Regions from separate parts of the Homo sapiens genome. Here region 1 is linked to region 2. The links are chromatin contacts, found by Hi-C in ENCODE. All regions are on one chromosome and are shown on one strand. The core of a region is the stretch at or near the end of the contact, and the rest is flanking DNA. Distances in the headings are between cores, read along the strand shown. Region 1 has its middle 97 kb from the start of CDH5. Region 2 has its middle 84 kb from the start of LINC00922.

Region 1 (6,261 bases), core at 2,420-4,919, 610 kb after region 2:
TCCTTCCCTGTTCTGAGTAGGCGGCTCAGTCTCTGAGCAATCAGACCCCACCCCCACCCCGTGAGGTCCCTCCAAGTGTAGCATCCAGCCCCGACCGCAGCCTACGCCTCGCCCCAGCAGCTGCAGACAATTGCATCCAGATGTGCATGCAGTGGGCCGGCCAGGAACTGCCCTGGCGGCCACCACTGGAGAGCCCAGCAGTGACAGCTCAGCCTCGGGGCCAGCAGGCTCCCAGGACCCCCACTCACCTCCCAGCAGACGTTCCTCGCAAACCCCATCAGGAAACGCTCCAGAAAGATCGGGCTATTCGTTCGGGGCTCTGCGGGGCTGACCCTGAGCACTCACACCCCATCCCACATGCTGTCCAGGCATGCTCACTGGCTCTGATCCCCACAGGAAGAACTCGCCCAGCTTAGGGACCGGGTTTTCCTGGACTGTGGGGGAGCGTATGTGTCCACGTTGCAGCCAGGCATGGACCGTGGGTCTGAACAGGCAGAGACCTCTGAGACCACAGGGCTGTGGTTTCTTCCCTGCATCTGGATCCTCGTAAGGTGGCCAGGCAGAAACCACAAGCCACATACCTTCCTACACACCTTCTCTCCTAGGACCCCTGCAAGGGTCCTGTTGAGCAGATGTTACCAGCCCACTTCTGGATAAGCCCAACGAGCTCAGAAATCTTCAAGAAGCAACTGGACCAGTGGGAAATGCAGGTCTGGGTGATTCCAGCCTGAGGCCTGAGACTGAGCCCAGTTTCCTCAGGCTCCAGACAACTGGGTGGCCAGGACCCGGCCGGTCAGCCCCATCTGGGGTGGTCAGGGTGGGGCACAGATGCTGAAAGTCGCTCCCACTGTGCACAGGTGGGGCCCTGGCTGAGGCAGGTCAGGACCTCGTGACCTGTTACCCCCCCCCCACACACACACAACCACACACACAACCATTCATACCCATGGAGAAACTGGGCACAATCGTAGACACACAAGTCTCACACAAGCTGACATATATGCGGGTTGACCCACAAACACACACACACACACACACACTGCCTGCTGGGCTGGTCTGGCAGGGCCTGGGGTAGGTCAGTCCTTTGAGGGGAAGGGCAGCTGCTCTTGTATTTCTGCCTGGGTCCCCCCGAAGGCAACAAGATATCAGCCCTTGAGTCTGGACTCTGGCCAAGGGGAGAGGGGACAGAAGGAATGAGAGTTAGAAGAGAGCAACGCAGCAGAAGAGGAGAGGGAGAAGAGAACAAAAGGAAAAGGAGGGAAGGAGGAGGGGGAAGAGATGAGGAAGAGCAGAGAAGGAAGGGTGCATGAGGAAGAGGGAAGCGGGGAAAGGAGGACAGGGAATGGGACAGGGGAAGGAGAGAGTGCAGGAGTAGGCCCTCTCGTAAGCCCCAGCGAGGGCAAAAAACATAATCTCCAGGTCTGGAATCAGACACATAATACATTGGACTTCTATGAGCACGTGTGACCTTATGCAAGTTACTCAACATCTCTCAGCCTCAGTTTCTTTTTCTCTAAAATGGAGATAATACAGTAGCCCCTTTCATAGAGAGGCATAGAACATATTGAACAGTCCCAGGTACATGGGAGAGCTTGATAAGGTTGCAAGAAAGATGGAACAGGTACTGGAGGCCCGAGCAAAGTCATATGCTTCCCGTATCCGGCCCGTGGTGAGTGCTTGGAGGATTTAACTGCTGTTATTTCTAATACTGCCGTCATCTTCCTCACATGCCAGGCACTGCTCCAAGTGTCTTTGTATCTATTACCTCATCTGACCTGCCAACAACCTTACAAGTGATTAGACTCATGATCCCTATTTTATAGATGGGTTAGGCAGAGGCCCAGAGAGGTTGAAAAACGACTTGTTCAAAGACACACAGCTGGCAAGTGGTGAAGCCAGCATACAGGATGGTCTCCAAAGCTTACATTTGCAACTGTCACTACAGGGCACAGTATTTCCTGTTTAAATCATGATTTTTAAAAATTAAAGTAAATGGCAGAGCATGGTGGCTCATGCCTGTAATCCCAGCACCTTGGGAGGCTGAGGCAGGCAGATCACCTAAGGTGAGGAGTTCGAGGCCAACCTGACCAATATGGTGAAACCCCGTCTCTACTAAAAATACAAAAATTAGCCGGGCATGGTGGTGGGTGTCTGTAATCCCAGCTACTTGGGAGGCTGAGGCAGGAGAATCACTTCAGCTGGGGAGGCGGAGGTTGCAGTGAGCCGAGATCACACCACTGCACTCCAGCCTGGGCAACAAGAGCGAGACTCCGTCTCAAAACAAAAAGAAAAAATAAAGTAAACAAGGTGGGATCCTAATAACCAACATTTATTGAGCATGTGCCATGTGCCAGGCCCTGTGCAGAATGTTTATGTCCTTGAATGCTCACAATGACCTCAAGAAATACATAGTATTAATATTTTTAATGAGGAAACAGAAGCACAGAAGGGTTAGGTAATTTGCTCAGGGTCACCAGCCAGGAAGAGAAGGACCCAAGTTCAAGCTCAGGTAGTGCTCCCAGAGACATCCTCTTCACCACTCAGCTAGAGATAGATCAACCTCATATTGTGATATTGAACAGTCTCTAAGATACATTTTTAAAATATATTTTAAGTCAAAAGCAAGGTATAGAGCAGCCTGTCTACGGTGCTATATTTTCTAAAGGAGACATATGGCCTGACACGTTTTTCTCTGCACAGAGTATCTGGAAAGCTATGTAGGAAGCTTGTACCAATTGCTGCCTGCAGGAAGAGGAACTGGGAGGCTGGGGTCAAGGAGGCAGAGAGATGCAGCACTTTTAGACCCTTTCCATATTTTATCCCTGCCTTTAAAAGGATGAATGTGTAGCGTCCCTTTCAGAAAGAAATGATTTTCACTCCTTGGTCAGTTTCATGGAGACATGGTGTTAGCTGGTATTTCCAGAGGGTACTCCCTGCTCAGGACTCGGGTTACGGGGAGGCCCGAATTTCTGTGTGATCTGTCACCCTCCAGTTGGAAATGACCCTCTCATTGTTGACAGCACACTAGAACAAGTTTGTCCAACTTGCGGCCTGCGGCCCAAGGTGAGTTCAGGGTTCCAACAATCAAGTCAAAGATGCCTGGAGGGAGGGAGGGAGGGAGGGAGGGGGCTGGGGGCAGCAGGATAGACCCTGCACTGCACAGGAAAGCAGGTCCCCTCTGCGGAGGGGAGACCCGGAATCAAACCAAGAGTCCTCTGCTGAACCAGCAGTTAGAGAGAGGGAGGGAGGGGAGACAGGGAGGGAGGGAGAGAAGAGGAAGGGAGGGAGACAGGGAAGCAGGGGGAGGGAGAGCCCCAGGAAGAACGGAAAGCAGGAAGGAGGGAGGGAGGGAAGAAGAGAGACGAGGAGGGAGGGGAGGGAGAGAGAGAGGGAGGGGGGAGGTAAGGCCCCAGGAAGGAGGGAGGGAGGGAGAAAGGAAGAAAAGAAGGAAGGGAGGACGGGAGGGAGGGAGGGAGAAGCAGAGGAGAGGGAAACGAAGAGAGAAAGGAGAGGGTGGAAGAAAGGAAAAATGGAGGGAGAGGAAGGGGAGAAAATGAAGGAGGGAGGGAGGAAAGCAGCCTTCTCTGGTGCTGAGATCAGAGGGATCTCAGCCGGGATCTGGCTGAGTGCGGCACCGAGTTCAGGGCCCAGTGACTGAGAAGAGAAACCTGAAGGCCTCGAGCTGAGGAGCTGCCACGCGGGCGGCAGGCGGTGCCACTTTGCAGAAGCGCAAACTGAGGCCAGAGGGGCAGCGGATCTCAGCTGGGTCCCCACGCTCGGCAGGAGACCGGGTGCTCCCCGCGGGGCCTGTGAGCGGGCCGCCAGGGCTGGGCTGGGGGTGGCAGCGCCGAACCGGGAGCGCAGCGCAGGGTCCGGGTTCGCTGGGAGGCCGGCGGCGGCCGCGTGGCCACAGCGCCCCCTGGCGGCTACGGGAGTCCTGCACGCAGCGGCCGCGTCTCCACGCCTTCCTGGAGCAGAAGGTTGCCTGCCCGCTGCGTGGCCCCCGGGTTCCCAGACAGCCCGCCCCGTCCCTAGCGCTCCGAAATGGCTGCCACCTGGCGTCTGGCCTGGGCAAACGAGGTATCCCATCTGTATGTATTTAAAAGCGGACAGCAGGGTGCCCGCTGCTGTCACCCCACCGCCTAAAGAGGATAGACACTTATCTTCCCCTAAATGTGTAATTAGCAATTCCAGTGTGACCCCTCTCCTCATCGGACTTTAGTTCAAACTCAGGCAGCGGAAGCCATGTCCTTTTTCTGTGTGAAATTTAGGATTCCAAAAGGACAGCCCCTGCCGTCTGCACTGCCCACCCTAGTAACAGCTCACACCTTCCCATCCTGGCTTCCCTGGATCTAAGCACTTCTCAGGCGTTAGTCCTCACCTCAGACCGATTATTATCCCCTCCTGGGCGAGGTAACTGAGACACAGAGAGAGATTAAGGAACTCACCCAAAACCACACAGGTAGAGGGGAAGCTAGGATTTTAACCCAGGCAGCCTTGATTGCAAAAGAGAAAAGGGGAGAAAAGGAATGAGAGGGGGCAGAAAGAGAAAATTTACTTCTAAGACAAGGCAGTGCTGGAGCGCGTCTGCCTCCATTTTGTGTGAGGGGTCTAGGAAGCCTTATTAGAAGTCTCCCAGCTCCTTTCCAGAGCCTGGCATCAGGATGAGGCAGTGAGGCGGGGAGCCCCAGACTGGGCTCACACACAGGGAGCTGCCCAGGCCAAGGTTTGGGCAGCTGAATGGAGGGAGAGGAGTTCTGCCCGCCCCACCCCATCCCATGCACCCAGGCCTCTCTATCTCTGCTGGCCTGGGGATGGGTCCACCAGGGTAGAGGTAAGCAGGTTTTGGAGAAGAATGCATCATGGAGCTTATGCCTGTCTAGGTGACTTCTCCAAGCCTCAGAAGATGCCCGTGGCACAGTGACTCACTGTGGCTTCAGATTCAGCTCTGGCCCTCCCTTCTCTCGAGCCCCACCCTTGGAAGAAATGCAAGGACAGAAACTTCACTGAACTCCTGATTTTTGTGCCTGGCCCCAAAGACAAGGGGGCTAGGGTCTGTGCATTCCAGAGACTTCCTCTTAGCTGAGATCTGAAATCCCCAAGTTTTCCAGTCAAGCTGTTGTAAACCCGTCCAGATCTCTGCGCACCTCCTCCCGGTGGCCTGCAGACTGCAGAGCTGAGCCCAGAGGCCCAGTTCAGTGGGCAGGCTACAGGGGAGGGAGGGGAACCAGAGCCAGAAGGAGAGGGGCGTCTCTGAGACTGGGCTCCCACATTCACCTGGAATCATCTTTGAAGTGGAAAGATTAACACGGGATTCAGTTTCCCCTTTGTGAATGAGTGGTGTTGGAAACTACACAGAGATTCCTCTGTGCCGGTCAGGCCCTGCAACCCCAGGACCAAGAGAGGGATGAATCTTGATAAAACCTTGGGATGGAGAAAGGCAAGAAGGGTGCCATTCACACACACCCCATCAGTCTCATTGTTCCCTGCCATTACCACTACCCTGGAGAAGGACACCAAACAGCTGCTTATTAAAACACATTACCTGAGGCCAGGCTTGGTGACTCACATGTCCAATCCATGACAGGCAGGTTGCTTGAGGCCAGGAGTTCGAGACCAGCCTGGCCAACACGGCAAAACCTCATCTCTACTAAAAATACAAAAATTAGCCGGACGTGGTGGTGCATGCCTGTAGTCCCAGCTTTCTGGGAGGCTTAGGCATGAGAATTGCTTCAACCCGGGAGGCGGAGGTTGCAGTGAGCCAACATGGTGCTACTGCATTCCAGCCTGGGTGATAAAGCAAGACTCTGTCTCAAAAATAAAAATAAAAATAAACACATTACCTGAGCCGCTGAATGTGTCAACACTCAGATGGACTCGCTCTTTCTTTGTAAATGGCTGGACCTTGGTGCAAGGCATGCTGGGAACTTGGATCTGTGGGGACGGGGGTCTGGGGAGCCCCTGACACCTTCCTGGAACAGGCCATGCTCCTCCCACCAGCCTCAGGCCCTTTGCATGTGTGGCTCGCTCTGCCTCGACTGCTCTCCCCCTACCCCTTTCACCCATGACACAATGAGTCTTTCTTCAGCAGCAAGAAAAATGGTTTCTTCTCCAGGAAGCTTTTCCCGAGCCTAGTGTAAAGCTCTAAGGCAGCAGGGGTCAGGTGGCTTATGTGGGGTTCCCAGAAGGCACAGCCTGAGATAAGACTGGAGTGCAGGTTGTTTATTTGGGAGAGGTTCCCAGACAGCAAGAGTGAAGGAT
Region 2 (6,267 bases), core at 27-2,526:
AATGCCGGCAACACACCCGAATCTGCCTCCTTCACAGGCCTGGGGATGTGTTTGATGTAATCAACAATTGCCTATGCCTGTGAGCTGAATCCCGACACATAGGCTCACTTCCGACAACGTGCATATGTTCCTCCAAATTAAATGGGAGCCTGGGGAGCAAATGACTTTTATCAGGATGTGGGGTCAAGAACTGCCCTCCTGCTCTCCTACAATGGGTTATTTACAACTGTGTGTTTCTCCCAGTGCTGCTTGTCAGCTGCTAATAGCATCCTATTAAGAAAGAACTGGAAGGAAGGACAGCAGAGGCCTCCACCAGCCCCTGCCCACTGAGAAGGGGCTGAGACAAAGTGCAGGGTGAAGTGGAAAAATTCAGGCTCTGAGGTCTGACTGCTGGGGCTTGATTTCCAGCTTACTAGTTTGGGACTCTGGGCAAGTAACTTTATCTCTTTTGAGCCTCTGTTTCTTCATCTGTAAAATGGCCATTATAACATTATGAGAGACAGCAGTGCGGCAAAGTGAATGGCATGGTGCTGACATTCCACAATGCTGAGCAACATTAAAATTAGCTGGAGTTGAATGAGCAGTACATGAGCTCTGGGGTGTTCTGTAATGGAAAGAGATGGAAGGCAATGGCAAGAGAAAGCACCTACTCTGTGCTACTTTTACATATGCTATTGTATTTAATCCTCAAAACAAGCCAAAGATGTGGGTACATTATTGCCATTCTTTTTTTCCCTCTTGAGATGGAGACTTGCTCTGTCTCCCAGGCTGGAGTGCAGTGGTGAGATCTCAGCTCACGGCAACCTCCACCTCGCAGGTTCAAGCGATTCTCCTGCCTCCACCTCCCGAGTAGCTGGGATTACAGGCACATGCCACCACACCTGGCTAATTTTTTGTATTTTTAGTAAAGACGGGGTTTCACCATGTTGGCCAGGCTGGTCTCGAACTCCTGACCTCATGATCCTCCTGCATCAGCCTCCCAAAGTGCTGGGATTATAGGCGTGAACCACCACTCCCAGCCATTATTGCCATTCTAAGGGAGATGACTGAAAGGCTCAGAGAGGTTAAGTGACAGATTGAAATCTGCATCAATAGCAAGGGATGTGCAGCCACATGCTTATGCCTCCTGAGCACCTCTTTTTGCCAGCATACTGGGGGTGCTGCAGGAGGACTGGGAATTCACAGGTGGGCTGGGCTGCTGCCTGGACAACCTTCAAAGGAGACAGGAAATGAGAAAATGGGGCTGACTCACTAAGTCAGGACACCCGTCCAGGACAAACCCGGAAGACTCATGAGCAGGCCCGCAGGCAGTTCCTCATTACCACATCCCACTGCTTGGAGCAGACAACAGCAAGGGAAGCCATCTGGAGGTTAGGTCAATGCAGCTAGGTCTGCCAGAATGATCCAGATCAAAAAGCCTGCACATTCCAGCTCAGCCTTTTTCCAGGGTCTAGCCAAGTCTCCAGCCCTTCCTGCATTCCATTCCCTGTGCCTGGAACACTCGACTTCCTTTGGTTTGGCCAGTTCCTACCTGTACTGCAGGTCTCTTGTGTAACATGCACTTCCCTGAATCCTTACTGGAATATCCAGTGTGGATGAGCTACTTGGTCCTGGGCTCTCACAGCATCCTGCATTCTGCCTGTCCTACAGACCTACTCTCTATCTGACTGGCTGCCTTCTGTCCGGGCTCTAAGCTCCAAGAGGAGAAGGACTGTGTCTGTTTTGCTACCATACAGTGTTGTTAATATCAGTATCCAATGATTTCATCATTAAAGGAGATGATGTGTGAAATCCTTAGGACACTGCATGATGATGTGTACATGGGTAAGGAGTGATGATGGAGGTGGCCCAGCTGCAGTTCTTTGCAGTATTGTAGGATATAAGCTGTTTATGGACATGCTTCTGAATTGATTCATTTGTGCATTTTTGGCACCAGGCACTGCTATACACACAAAAAATCCAACAAGTGCCAGATGATACCACAAGTGGCAGGTGATTCACTGGTGAGACAGGGTGCCCCGGGAACTCAAAGGCAAAGTGTGGATCTTTTTACCTGGAACCAGCAGGAAAGGCTTGTCTGACAAACATAAGGTGGGACTTTCTGGACATTGGAGAATCATTATAAAAGAGGCACAGGGGAGCAGTTAGTGAAATTTAAAGCAGTTCAGTTCAAGAATTATAGCATATTCACACATTTTACCAAAGCCCCAAGAACACCAACATCTTGACCATGGAGAAGGTGCAGAGGGATGGACTCAAAACTTCATCCCTGCCCTGTTTCCTTCTTGGTTGGGAGTCTAGGTTGGCTGCACTGCAACCTCTGCCTAGTGTTTAAATCCTGAGTTTTGGTGAGTATTGTTATCATTGACAGTTTCTGAGACAACTGCAGCCCTCTGCTTCCTGCTGTGGCTGAAACATGACAAATAGAGAACTTCCCTGGGGAGGGGGTTGCTTCAGGGAACCCGTCCCAGGCTGAGACTGTCTTCCTCAAACCGCCCATCTCCCCCCAGAATGCCCTTCCTTCTTATTCAGGTATGATTTTTAAAATGACCAGGCTTTGAGCTAAAAATACAAATGCTTTATGTTCCTCCATGGGGGGAAAAATAAGACAAGAGAATCTATGAAAGTAACAAGGAATTTCATCCTTCAGTGGACTTTAGAATGGATATTTTAGACTCAGCCATCCATAAACATCGGGTAATATCATACTCTTGTAGTGCAGAATGAATTCCACAGAACGGGCCACAAATCTGCATTAGACCAGCAAGGGGGGCTCTCTGCGAGCGAGCGTTCAAAGATCTAAGGGATGACTGGAACCCTCTGTGCCCAGCTAAACAGATTTCACAGGCAAGAGCCCATCAACCAAATAGCACCAACCCTGGGCAACATTCTGCTAGGCCTGTGTAGAGGGGAGAACGCAGGCCATTAGCTCGGGCAGCTGGAGTCAGCTGGGGACTTAGAGCCGAAATCCTGCTCATGTCAGACCCTGCTTGTGACCTGCCCTGGATCCCAGTGACTACACGGCTTGCAAGGCCCTGGATGACCTGGTACCAGCTGCTGCCTCTGCATGATCCTACCACCCCGCTTCAATTCTGGGATTGTGGCATCCTGTCCTCCTCTCTCCATCCTCCAGAAGCCCCAGGATACCTCACTTGCCATTCGCTGGGCCTGCCTCAGTCCTTCCCCAGGCTTTCAGTGCTGAGCTTCATCATCACACCCTCTAGGAAGCTCCCTTGATCCCCAGTATGGATTAGCTGCCTTTTCTGCAGTGACATGTTGATTCCAGGCAATAAATGCCAAGCCTTTCACATGCTCGGTGCCACCTTTCTCTCCAGCCTCGTCCTCGCCCAGGCATCCTCCCCTGCTGCATTAGCCAAGCTCCCTGATACATACTCACATCTGGGGCTTCTGCCAAACTGATGAGTCCCTCTTCCCTGAGCCTGCCAAGATCCTTCTCTTGTCTGAGCCACTGTCCATGCAACGCCCCTCGGGACATCCTCACCTTTGTCAAACTGAATTAAAGAATTAAAGCCTCCTCCTCAGCCTCCTTCAAAAATCAGCTCAAATATCACTTCTTCCCAGAAGCCTCCCCTTACCAGGACCTGCAGAACTGTTCTCCCCTACCTGTGCCCCTCCCCTTGGCCCCTGATGCCCCTCACATCTCCTCCTTGCCTCAGCAGCAGTTTACCCCCAAGCATGTCCCCAAGTGAACAGATAAGCATCTATCTCAGCTGGGCCTAAACCACCCTTAATATCTCTGGTATCTGCATAGCTCCCAACACACGGAAACTTACCACACTCTGAAATGAACAATAAAATAAAAGGGCTTCCTTCTCCTGCTTTTCTGAGCTAGTAACTTTATCAAGAAGAAGAGGCTTGCTGTGGCTGAAGGTACCATAGCCTTTACTTCTACCCCTGCACTCTCTTTAGGATCAAAGAGCAAGGCAAATACTGCCCCAAATTGATTGCGTCCAAATGCAACCATCTCCTGCCATTTTAGATTTGGGAAAAGGAGGTACAGTATGTTTCATAAAGCCAGCATCATGCTGGATTTGCAATATCTACCAAGCCCCCCTGCTAATTGTTCTACTTTCCTTATCTCTTTTACGCCTCACAACAACCTGATGAGCTAAGTTCAATTGCTCTCATCTACAGAGCAGGAAACAGACAATGAGAGTTTAGGTCTCTGCCTGGCCAGGTCACGAGAATGCTTGATCATCAAGCTGGCTTGCAGGCTTTGAGCTCCAGGGGCCTAGGTCCAGAGCTGGAGTTTGGGACTGCCACACTATCCCCACCTCTCTCCATTGGGATTTCTTCGGCACGTATTTGGATTCTGTTGGAGCTCAGAGAGATTGCACAGCCTGTACACACTTAGATCAACTTGTCAGTGGCAGGGCTCGCTCACAACAGATCTTTTTCATCCCTCCTCCCTCGACTCATGAGGCTGACAGAGTGGTATATTGGATTTCCAAAGGCATCTTTCAGTAGAAAAAATATTTTCTTTTGATCACCCTCTCTCTTCCCAAAGTTGCAAAGGTGGGAGATCAAGTTGCCAACTGGAATTCCATTCATCAAGGAGATAAATATCAGCTATCTACTCCCCCAGTGCCACCATCAAAGAGCACATGTCAGCGGGTTGGCAGCTAGTGGCTGGCAGGACAAGGAGGCCTGAGACCGAGACTGGGGAGGGGCCTGTGTTTGAATCCAGTCTCTGCTACTACCCTCCCATGTGACCTTCGGCAAGCCACATCTCCTCTTTTGGCTTTTGTTTCTCCGTCTGGAAAGCAAATGTGGGTTCCATGAACAACTAAGTTGACCAAATAAATGAACTGATGAATGAATGAATGAATGATACAGTACAATGAGCCATTTTTCTGCTCTAAGAAACTATGACTCTAAAATATTTTTCTAAAGCAGAGTTCATTCTGTTGGCCAAGCCAGAACCCCAATCATCTGCAGTAGGACCAGCATCTAAGTTTCACATTATACCCACAATCTCTCTTTAATTGAGAGGGTGATTTAAAGCACCAGGACTTTAGACCCAAAGAGCAATGTGAGGTCTGTGAATGGTAAGCCTCTCCTTTCTCTCTTCCCATTTAAACCCAGCTCCAGCTCCATTCACCCACAGGCAGCCAGCATGGTGCAAGGGGCTTTCTGCAGCTGGGGCAGTTGACTTGAGCACAGCTGACCTCTCAAGGTCTCCCCTGGCTCCAGATCCTCTGATTCAATAATAGTCCCTGTGAATAACAGATCTGCTCCCTGACACTGTGCATGATAAAGTGACCTGATACAAAGTCCTATTAAGATAAATCACATTTACGTTTAGGAAATTATATGTTTGAATCCTGTAATTTAATGTCACTGTGACGCCTGAGAGGAAGGAGAGAGAACTCAATTAGAGGCTAATTAGACCAGGCGACTCAGGAGGCCTCGGTTGGCTGTCTGCCTCTGCTGAAGGGAACTTAAGCAAAGCTACCCAAAATTCCTGCCCCTCTGCCTCAGTTTCCCCACCTTAAGATGGGGATAGTCCTTGTAAGGGAAGTAAAGGACCTTGAATAAGACAGAAAAGGTGCCAGGCACAGTGGCTCATGCCTGTAATCCCAGCACTTTGGGAGGCCGAGGCAGGCAGATCACCTGAGGTCAGAAGTTCCAGACCAGCCTGGCCAACATGGCAAAACCCCAATCCAGGCCGAGCGCAGTGGCTCATGCCTGTAATCCCGGCACTTTGGGAGGCCAAGGCGGGCGGATCACGAGGTCAGGAGATTGAGACCATCCTAACACGGTGAAACCCCGTCTCTACTAAAAAAAATGCAAAGAATCGGCCGGGTGTGGTGGCGGGCGCCTGTGGTCCCACCTACTCGGGAGGCTGAAGCAGGAGAATGGCGTGAACCCGGGAGGTGGAGCTTGCAGTGACCCGAGATCGTGCCACCGCACTCCAGCCTGGGCGACAGAGCGAGACTCCGTCTCAAAAAAAAAAAAAAAATCCAAAAATTAGCCGGGTATGGTGGCATGCGCAGGTCATCCCAGCTACTCGAGAGGCTGAGGTAGGAGAATTGCTTTAACCCGGGAAGCGGAGGTGGCAGTGAGGGGAGATCGCACCACTACACTACACTCCAGCCTGGGAGATAGAGCGAGACTCCATCTCAAAAAAAAAAAAAAAAAAAAAAAAAATCTGCTGGGGTCCATGGGTGGGCTTCAGAGGGTCTGTGAACCCTGCACCACAAAATGCAAAATCTATGTGGGAGTTATATTTACAGAGGAGTAGAT

Evidence for each region. A loop is a pair of places that touch in the nucleus more often than their neighbours do. Pooled maps may share reads with other maps.
Region 1: a loop to region 2 is called in a map of A673, with 3 times the contacts of the local background. The contact joins two enhancer-like sites. A Hi-C loop is called at or near these places in 5 of 168 maps with a recorded cell type or tissue (A673, IMR-90, PC-3 and 2 more) and 2 of 50 pooled maps.

Annotation. Positions count from the first base shown.
Region 1 is chr16:66,266,687-66,272,947 of GRCh38, forward strand. No RefSeq gene overlaps it. Among named protein-coding and RNA genes, the nearest start is that of CDH5, 97 kb to the right of the region's middle. Within about 2 kb of position 3,670, at least 11 of the 41 ENCODE cell types and tissues checked have a DNase peak (open chromatin) inside an H3K27ac peak, as active enhancers do; they include A673, where a contact is called at or near this core.
Region 2 is chr16:65,657,200-65,663,466 of GRCh38, forward strand. No RefSeq gene overlaps it. Among named protein-coding and RNA genes, the nearest start is that of LINC00922, 84 kb to the left of the region's middle. RefSeq lists an enhancer at 506-1,705. Within about 2 kb of position 1,277, at least 4 of the 41 ENCODE cell types and tissues checked have a DNase peak (open chromatin) inside an H3K27ac peak, as active enhancers do; they include A673, where a contact is called at or near this core.